Linked DNA regions of Homo sapiens: region 2 is linked to region 1. A link is a contact called in ENCODE Hi-C or POLR2A ChIA-PET data. All regions are on one chromosome and are shown on one strand. The core of a region is the stretch at or near the end of the contact, and the rest is flanking DNA. Distances in the headings are between cores, read along the strand shown.

Evidence for each region. Hi-C counts contacts between places; a loop is a spot of excess contacts on that map. ChIA-PET counts read pairs that join two places held with the same protein, here RNA polymerase II (POLR2A). Pooled maps may share reads with other maps.
Region 2: a map of cardiac septum shows a loop between it and region 1 (2.2-fold over the local background). The contact joins the promoter of LINC02698 here to the enhancer-like site in region 1. A Hi-C loop is called at or near these places in 2 of 168 maps with a recorded cell type or tissue (cardiac septum and gastrocnemius medialis) and 2 of 50 pooled maps. POLR2A ChIA-PET finds 5 or more read pairs at or near these places in 6 of 52 experiments (AG04450, Caco-2, HEK293 and 3 more).

The regions. Positions count from the first base shown.
Region 1 is chr11:115,621,295-115,626,020 of GRCh38, forward strand. No RefSeq gene overlaps it. Among named protein-coding and RNA genes, the nearest start is that of LINC02698, 36 kb to the right of the region's middle. Within about 2 kb of position 1,802, at least 8 of the 41 ENCODE cell types and tissues checked have a DNase peak (open chromatin) inside an H3K27ac peak, as active enhancers do; they include gastrocnemius medialis, where a contact is called at or near this core.
Region 2 is chr11:115,656,543-115,660,827 of GRCh38, forward strand. It overlaps LINC02698 (long intergenic non-protein coding RNA 2698), which reads left to right and starts at 2,811. Exons shown (of 5, transcript XR_001748394.3): 1 at 2,811-3,182. RefSeq lists an enhancer at 1-130.

The sequences.
Region 1 (4,726 bases), core at 552-3,051:
CCATAGACTCTTAGAGGTGAAGGGGATCTTAAATGTCATCTGATTCTACCTCCCACCATTGGGGGACATCCTCACTGTCAGCTCTGAGCGGGAAGGTGGACTGGTAAGAGTGGTAATCCTCTATATTTTTAAAGTAATTTATATTTTTTCCTGAGATGTTTCTATCCATGATTTCACTGGATCCTAACAACAATTCTAATATAGGTCCAGGCAGGTCTTATTTTCCTGGAAACCAAAGCCCAGAGGTAGAGTTGAATTTGCTTCTGAACAATTGTGACGGAGTCTCTTGTTTTTTAGTCTTCCATCCTTTCCCACAGTAGCCCAGGTTTGCAGACCTGTTTCTATTTCATTCTTTCTTTCTTTTTTTTTTTTTTTTTTTTGACAGAGTCTCACTTAGTCGCCCAGGCTGGAGTGCAGTAGCACGATCTCAGCTCACTGCAACCTCTGCTTCCCAGATTCAAGCGATTCTCCTGCCTCAGCCTCCTGAGTAGCTGGGACTACAGGCGCGTGCCACCAGGCCTGGCTAAATTTTGTATTTTTAGTAGAGATGGGGTTTCACCAGGTTGGCCAGGCTGGTCTTGAACTCCTGACCTCAAGTGATCCACCTGCCTCAGCCTCCCAATGTTCTGGGATTACAGGCATGAGCCACTGCACCCAGCCTCTATTTCATTCTTTATCCAAGGTTCACTTGACTCTCCCAATTTTCTTGGAGTTATCACTTCAAAATCCCAAGTAAGCTATATGAGCCTTCTAGATCATGTCCCAGAAAAAGAAAGGTGCTGCTTAGGAATTGTCGGATTTGAGCTGGGGTGAAGCTAAGAGCTCAGAACAGGGGGACCCCCTGCACTAGAGATTTCACAGCTTCATGAAGGCCACCATCTTGGGAGTTGGGAGATTCTTCTGGCATTTGAACTAAATTCCTTCTACAATAATAATAATTGTCTTCTGTTTTATCTTGAGATCAATGGAAGCAGAGAGGAATAGCTGCTGTCAATTACGCTATACCTGTACAAGACAAATTTCTCACCCAACCTCCTTGCCCTTGGCTGAATCATCCAATCCTGAACTTCCATGGAGAAGAGAGAAGTCCATGGACAGGGATTTTCCTCATCAGCTGCTCCTGACCACAGTATTGGGGTTTGAGTGCTCAAGGTGCCCCTAAGGAACCATCCCAAGGGTATTTTCCCTAGAGGTCTCTTAAGAGTTGGGTGAAATTTAAGAAGAGCAAGCTGCCTTCCATCTGCTATCCCCGGGGTCATGTGCCCCCAGATGGTGCAGGATGAGTGGGGGCAAAGGGCAAGGGGGAAGTATGTCAACTGGAACATCACAGAAGTCTAAATAAGGACTGTTCTGTTTGCCATCCATCTCTTAATTTTTTGATCTCACTAAAGGAATACAACCCTATAATAAACACTCCAGCCTTACATAAATAAGCACCAGCTTGCAACTGCCTCTGTAGCCAGCTCACTGGATTCCTGAGATTAAGAACACAGGTATACCTCTTAGAAGGTGTCACAGCTAGGAACTATAAAAGTCATCCACAATGAAAGTGATGAGACACTTGGGTGGGTAGCCAAATGGTGTTGGGGTGGGGTCGGAAATGGGGTAAATGCTACAGAAACAGCTTCCCTGGGGATAAGAAAGCCTAGGAGAAATGCTGGTGTCTGAACAGTCCAGATGTAGGAACAGTTGAAACAATCTTATTTGGGCTTGAGCAGCCAAAAGACTCTGGAAATCCAGGTCTGAGCCTCTGGAGCTTTCTTTTCAGCTGCCCCAGCTGCACATTCCTGAAAAGCCAGCACTTGCACGAGGCATCTCCCAACTCAGACATGAGTCACGCCAGCTTATTTTAAGTCCTGACCTCTTCCCGGGAAGGGACTCTGACATGGAAAGCCACGTGCTGTGAAGCAACCATGGACCCCGGCCAAGGGAAACAGAGGCCCCCAACAGCTTCCTGACAGTGTCCTTCCCAGAAGCCCAGTGTGAGCAAGGGCCAGGAGCAGCTGTGGGCACTCATGCCCCCTCCCTTGCCAGGGCGGAACAGTGGGCCGCACCACACCAGCAGCTCTTGTACCCACCGTGATGCTGCTGACGGCTGGGGCAGGGGGTGCCAGGCAGTGAGGGAAGCCCTGTGTGCTCCTCTTTCCAGGACTCTGGCCTTGGTTTTCCAGTCCACACCAGATTGTCCTGAAAGGCTACTGCAGTCCTTTGGGGATAAATGGACAGAGGGAGTATGAAGCCCATGCTCTCTCAGCCAAATGTATTTAAGCCTTTTAATAATTCATATCCCCATTTCCATACACAGCCCCACTTAAAGAGGGATCCCAGGGAAACCTAAAAGCTTTTCTGATTGCACCAGCTCATCCAGCATCTTCATAAAAGGTTCTCAACTGGCCTCTCAGAATCGACGGCAGCAATGCTTATGAAGAAAACTAATAGTTCCAGCTGGTAGTCATTGAAAAGTCACTTAATATTTCTCAGTGCAAGGAGCTCAACTTAATGGGACACAATGTTTTTTCCCTAAGCAGTTGGGAAAAAAAAACCTTGACATCATATTAATAATGTCAAGTTTTATTGGCTCTCTTATTTGACATGATATTAAACTTTTCAGGCTCTATCTCGACTGAGGTACAAGGTTGTTAAAATGTGGACAGATTGGAGCGCTACAAAAATGTGGCATGGAAGAAATGCCTGTCCAGGTGAGTGTAGAGAGATGGAAAGCCGGTGACATGGGGCTTAATAGACAAATCTACTTTGCGGAAAAACTCTTAGTACGTCACCTCCTTCCCTACACTGCCTTCTTTCTGAGACCGATGATGCAGGCACCTTAGGGGAAGATGGGGCTTCAGAACTCTATGGCATAGGGTTGTTCATTGTCCTCTGCAAGTCTAGTTTTCTGGACAGAATAAAGTGAAGACATCATGTTAAGACAGATTACAGTCTATGAGCATAGCTTTGCTCCATAGCACCTCCTTGGGACAGAAAATTCCCTGGGTTTCTCCTTTTTTTTTTTTCTTTTTTTGAAGGAGTCTGGCTCTGTCACCCAGGCTGGAGTGCAGTGGCGTGATCTTGGTACACTGCAACCTCTGCCTCCCGGGTTCAAGCGATTCTCGTGCCTAAGCCTCTCCAGTAGCTGGGATTACAGGCATGCACCACAACGCCCAGCTAATTTTTGTATTTTTAGTAAAGAGATGAGGTTTCCCCATGTTGGCCAGGCTGGTCTCAAACTCCTGACCTCAAGTGATCCGCTCGCCTTGGCCTCCCAAAGTGCTGGGATTACAGACGTGAGCCACCATGCCCTGCAACTCCCAGGGTTTCTAATAATAATAACAATAGCTAACTAACATGACCTGGTGCAACCATGTGTCTGACACCATGCTAAGTACTTTCCCATGTTTACCCCTGTTGGATCCGCACAAAAACCAAAAGAGTTAGATGTTATTGTTGTCACCATTGTCCCCATTTTAAGAAAGAAAACTGAATGAAAGAGGCATCGTATGATTTTCTAAGTCTGATGGCTAGTAACAGACCTGGAAATCCTATTCAAATAGGCTATAGCCTGAAATTATATGCTTACCACCCTTCAATATAATGGGAGCCATTATGAAGATGAAATATGTCACATATGCAAAGTCTAGGGACCCCAGCCTGGCCCTTGGACCTCTCCCTACCCTGGACACCCGTCCTCTTTCACCATTTTCACTGTTGGGGACTGAGAGGCAACCAAGAGGGAGGTTTATCCAGCAGGCAGTCAGCACTGACTTCGCCTGTCAGGCGCAACACCATAAATAACATATTTTAACCAAAGAACACCCCAGCAACCCAATAATGCATATCTAAAGCCATTTTGACGTTGCAGAGATACAGTAATACTTTTATGCTTTGTTTAAAGAAATTGTTTGCAGCATATTTGTAGTGAAATCAGTCCAAAGAGTTTATTTGGGATGATTGATTTATAGGAATCCAGCTCCCATACCCAGAGGATGACACTTAAATCATATCTTCTTTTCATTTATAATAAGGAACAAAATGATCATATTTTGACAAGTCTGATCATTTTGGGGGTTGAGCAGGTTCCCTCAGTGGGCTCAGTCTATAGCTCACAGAACTGATAGAATATTATTATGTCTCATTAAAATCAGCTGCAGCTGCTTCAGATGGCGGCCCCAAAGAAAACAAAGCTGCTGGCAGTTTATCCTAGAGTAGTCAGTCTACCTACTGATTTTTAAGAAGGGGACAAGTGGAAATCTTTTCAGTTGTGCTTGCCAAAGCCCATCTTCCCTGGGTTTGAACTTAGAACATCTCCTTAAAACAGACCGGCCCCACCTAGGGCTGACATCACAAGTCTTTCTGTGTCCTCTCTCCCCGCTTGATGCTACAATGCTGCTGCAGCCTCTGGCCTTCTGACCCCACAGAGGCTGTATCCCATTTCTAGGACTAATGGGAATCTAAACTGCCCAGGCTTAATGGGGAGGGTGACATTTGCTGTTTTGGCACCTGCCTCCTCACTAAACCAAACAAGCCGGTTTTGTAGTTCTCATTTGTTTCCAGATTCACAGCCGGGGCAAAAGCCGCCTGTGTCACATCCCCAGAATCTGTGCTGTTATTTCCATATTTGTGTTCAGCTCCTGAGGCTGGGCTTTGGGTCATGCTGAGCAAAGTCTGCCTTCTGCCCTGTCTGAAAGTCCCCTTTCGCTCCCCTGCGAATGACGGCAGGACTCCTCTG
Region 2 (4,285 bases), core at 1,561-4,060, 36 kb after region 1:
AGGCCTGCTGGCTGCGTGCAAGACCCAGTAATCGCCCCACTATTGATCTGCGGATGGTAATTCTCAAGCAGCCATCGGTGCTCTGCAGGGGGCTGCATGGTGGGGATGTGGTGATTATGGAGCAGTGGCCTGGACTGTTAAGGAGTCACTGGGAAGCTTCAGTGGCCCTCGACTCTGCTTGGCATTCCCAAGGCTCATTGAGGTGGTGCCTCTGCACTTCTGCCCTCCTGAGCAGTGGCAGCAGGGAGGATGGAAAGCACTGTGAGGAGTTCTACTCCTAACCCTGATTGGTTAGTGAGGTAGGAGGCAGGGAATACAGGAAGTACTGTGGACTTTGCACGCACAGCTTGGCAGCACCTCTTCCCATCAAGGAGCTGAGGTGTCGCCAGTGACCTAAGCGCCTTCCCATGGGAAAGTAGCACCAGATGACTAAACCACAACCAAGTGCAAAAGGCGCCCGAGCCACTGACTTAAAAGAAGTAGTGAACATAAAGAAAATCATGAAAATTAGCTTCAGCCCCTTATATACATGCCATCAATCCCAAGTAGAGAAATCCCTCAAACCCTGGCTTCTCTCCCCAGGGAGGGCTCTGAGATACACTGCAAAGATGCTGGGCCCAGAACTTTAGGTGTTCCCGTGACATGTTGTGAGACTTCTGGGGAGAAGCTGTGAGAGGCTGTTAGTTCCTTCTCACATTGCTATAAAGAAATATCTGAGACTGGACAATTTAGAAAGAAAAGAGGTTTAGTTGGCTTACAGTTCTGCAGGCTTTACAGGAAGCATGATGCTGGCATCTGCTCAGCTTCTGGGGAGACCTCAGGAAATTTACAATCATGGCCAAAGGCAAAGGGGAAACAGGCATGCCACAGGGCCAGAGCAGGAGCAAGAGAGCTGGAGAGTGGGAAGGAGCCAAACACTTTTAACCAACTAGAGAACTCACTCACTATCATGAGAACAGCATGGAGATGGTGTTAAACCATTCATGAGAAATCCACCCTCATGATCCAACCACCTCCCACCAGATCCCACCTCCAACATTGGGGATTACAATATAACGAGATTTGGTGGGGACACAGATCCGAACCATTTTAGAGACTTAAGCAGGCTCTCAGAGGAAGAGAGGCTGGCCTCCGCCTATCCACTTATCGAACTAGCTCTCAGCATCCTCTCCTTCCTAACCATCTAAGTCTTGCTTAAGTCATTTGAAAATGGAAGGGTACTGAAAGAACAGGGTAGAAGAGAGAATTATGTGAGAAAGCAGATGGGAATGCTTTATAAACCACAAAGCACTAACAAAAGTTAGCTATTGCTATTGTGTTGTGTTCACTTTTAGTAGCTACCAGTAGGTAGCATTTTATATCAAGATGTATAATACAAAGGTTTCTTCTACCTTGACCACAGAAACTGACCATTATCTCTGTCCCAAAAAGGTAGTGAGGGTGTAAAAGATAGCCTAATTTTATTTATTATTATTATTATTATTATTTTTAAGAAACAGGGTCTGTCTGCCAGGCTAGGTGGCTCACACTTGTAATTTCAGCACTTTGGGAGGCCGAGGTGGGAGGATTGCTTGAGCCTAGGAATTTGAGACCAGCCTGGGCAATATAGGGAGACCTCGCCTCTACAAAAAAAACACAAATAAATTAGCAGGAAATGGTGGCACGCACCTGTAAGCCCGGCTACTTGGAAGGCTGAGGTGGAAGGATCACTTGAGCCCTGAGGCAGAAGTGGCAGTGAGCCAAGATCGTGCCACTGCACTCAGCCTGGGTGACAGAGTAAGACCCTATCTCTGAAAAAAATAATTCAAAAAAAAAAGACAGGGTCTCATTCTGTCGCCCAGGCTTGGGTGCAGTGGCACAATTATAGCTCACTGCAGCTTCGAACTCCTGGGCTCAAGCCATCCTCCTGCCTCAGCCTCCTTAAGCACTGGGATTACAGGTGTGACCCACTGTGCTGGGCCTGAGCTAGGTGTGAACAGCCCCCCATCTCCTCCACCACAGTCCACCCTCATTCCTCCACACCTTCCAGCTCCTAAGTGCTTGGACAAGTGGCCTAACCTCTATGGATCTCACTTTCAGAATAGGGATAATGTTGGAATTAAACGATCTCATAAGCTCTTTTAGCTGTGATTTATATAATTCATGGCCATCACCATCTTCTGCCAGCCTCTCTCCTGCATTCCATTTCTTCCCCAGCCTGTTCTAAACTTTTTCTTCTACTCCCTAGGGATCTACATGTGATTCCCTTTGCCACCCTCACCCAAACATCCCCTTTCCTTACATCCTTTGGTCTCTCCAGGTTTTGACAAGCGCGATCTGTCTGCTTCCCCAAGAAGTGTCCCTGAGAATTCTTTAAGTAGCTGGGAGGTGGAAAGGATCTCATGTATTTTTGGTACCAGAGATAATCAGATAATTGTGCAATTAGTAGTAATTTTACCGCTCCTGTAGTTTCTTTCTAACAAGGGCCCCCTTTCAAAAAAATAAGAGGGATTTCTTTTTGTCAGTCCCTTGTTGTTGTTTTGTCTGGAGTGTCTGTCATCAGGAATTTGGCCCGACACCCACGCGCTCCGCAAGGGAGCCAGGGGGAGGGGAAGGACACAGGAGACAGAACTCCTGGGGGAGAGAATCTGCCTAGCAGGCGGCTCTCCCCTGCTCCCCCACCGAGCACAGACCGTGGGAGGGGACCCTGCGGGAGGAGGCTGCTTCAGTCTCCAGAGACCATCTCCCATCTCTACAGCGACTCCCCTATGACCGTCCCCCACCCGGTGCTCTCGGGCCACGGGGAAGGGACACTCGGGAAAGACACCAGAGACCGGGAGGGTGCAGCTGGGCTCTTCGCGGGGAGCGGGCGGGAGGCCTTCCTGTTACATGTCGCAGCTGGGACACAGACGGCAGCGCTCCAGGGTCCACTTGCCGGCTTCGGTTCCCTCAGGCCCAGGACCAGGCTCCACACCGCTGTCGCGTCCCTTAGCCGTGTGGGCTGTAGCACAGAGGGGGCAAACACCTCCAGGGGCTTGTGCCAAGTAATTACCAAGCAAATTCCCGGCGATTTCCTCTCCTCCCCCCGCCCCCCCGGGCAGTGCCCGCTGCGTGTTCCCTGATTCGGCCCCCGGCTGTGCAATCAGCTCCAGGTAACCTGCGGGGACCCGTAATTGCTCTGGAGTTGCCTGCGAGTTTGCAAGGTAAGCACGCGCGGCGCTTCTCCCTGGCCCTGGGGCGCGCGGTGGAGCGCCTTGCGCCCGCCCCCGATGGGCCGGATGCCGGGGACCTGCGGAAGCAGAGGCTGCGGGGGTAGAGATCCAACTCCACGGAGTGAGAGAGCAGCTTTGCGCTAATGGGGCCGGGTGCAGGAAGCTGGTGCAGAGAGGAAAGAAGGAAGGGAGTCTGGGCGACTTGCGGGAGGAGAGGGGCCACCTCGCCATGTCCCCAAGGAAGGGGACCTTGGGGGACATGGGATCCTTCTGTCCCTTCCCTCCAGTGAAGAGGCGCTTCATTGATGAGCCTTGTCATCATCCTTCAAGTGTAATTTTTTTAAATTGCAAAAATCTTACAGAGCTATTAACCTCAAAAGAGTTTAACATATGGCAGACCGAGTCTCCCTCTTACCCTAATTATAAGGCTTGCAGTAATGGGGCTGTCTTTTAAGTTACAGCTGCTGCGCTTTTGGCTTTCGCTAACATTACATCCTATTAAAGAGCTACATTAAATGCATGCAAATTGCCGGAGCGACGGCGCTCTCCCGACCAGTGAGGGGGACGGATTGCAGCCGAGGCGGCGATATCGGGGTCAGACTCACCCTGCTGCGAGCGCCATATGATCTATCAATCAAACTCCTCTCATTAATTAACTAATTCATTAAATATCTTTATATATGAAGGCCCGGCCAGGCAGAACATTGTGTTGACAGGGACGTCCCGTCAGCACTTAGCCCTGCTCTCCCCACCCCTCCCCTCCTGCACAAATCTCCCGGTGACTAAGAGAGGTCAGCTTCCCAGTGTTGGCGGGCACGGAAGCAACGGCTGTGTCCACTCCTGGGGGCGCCCTCCTTGGGCCTCCTTCCGCATGAACCCCATCTGTCCGGCTTCCTCCTGGCGCGCCTGCCCTCACTCACCTATTGCTCGAATGAGCTGTGTGTGTATCTGATACCTCCGCTCGCCTGGCAACCCTTAGGTTGCTCATCTTGTGCCCCAGGGCCCAGCACTGGCAGATGCTTTGAATGTTGGGCTGAATTGGAGTGCATTCCTCTCCAGTACTTCCAAGTCATCAAGGCCTTCCTCTGCAATAT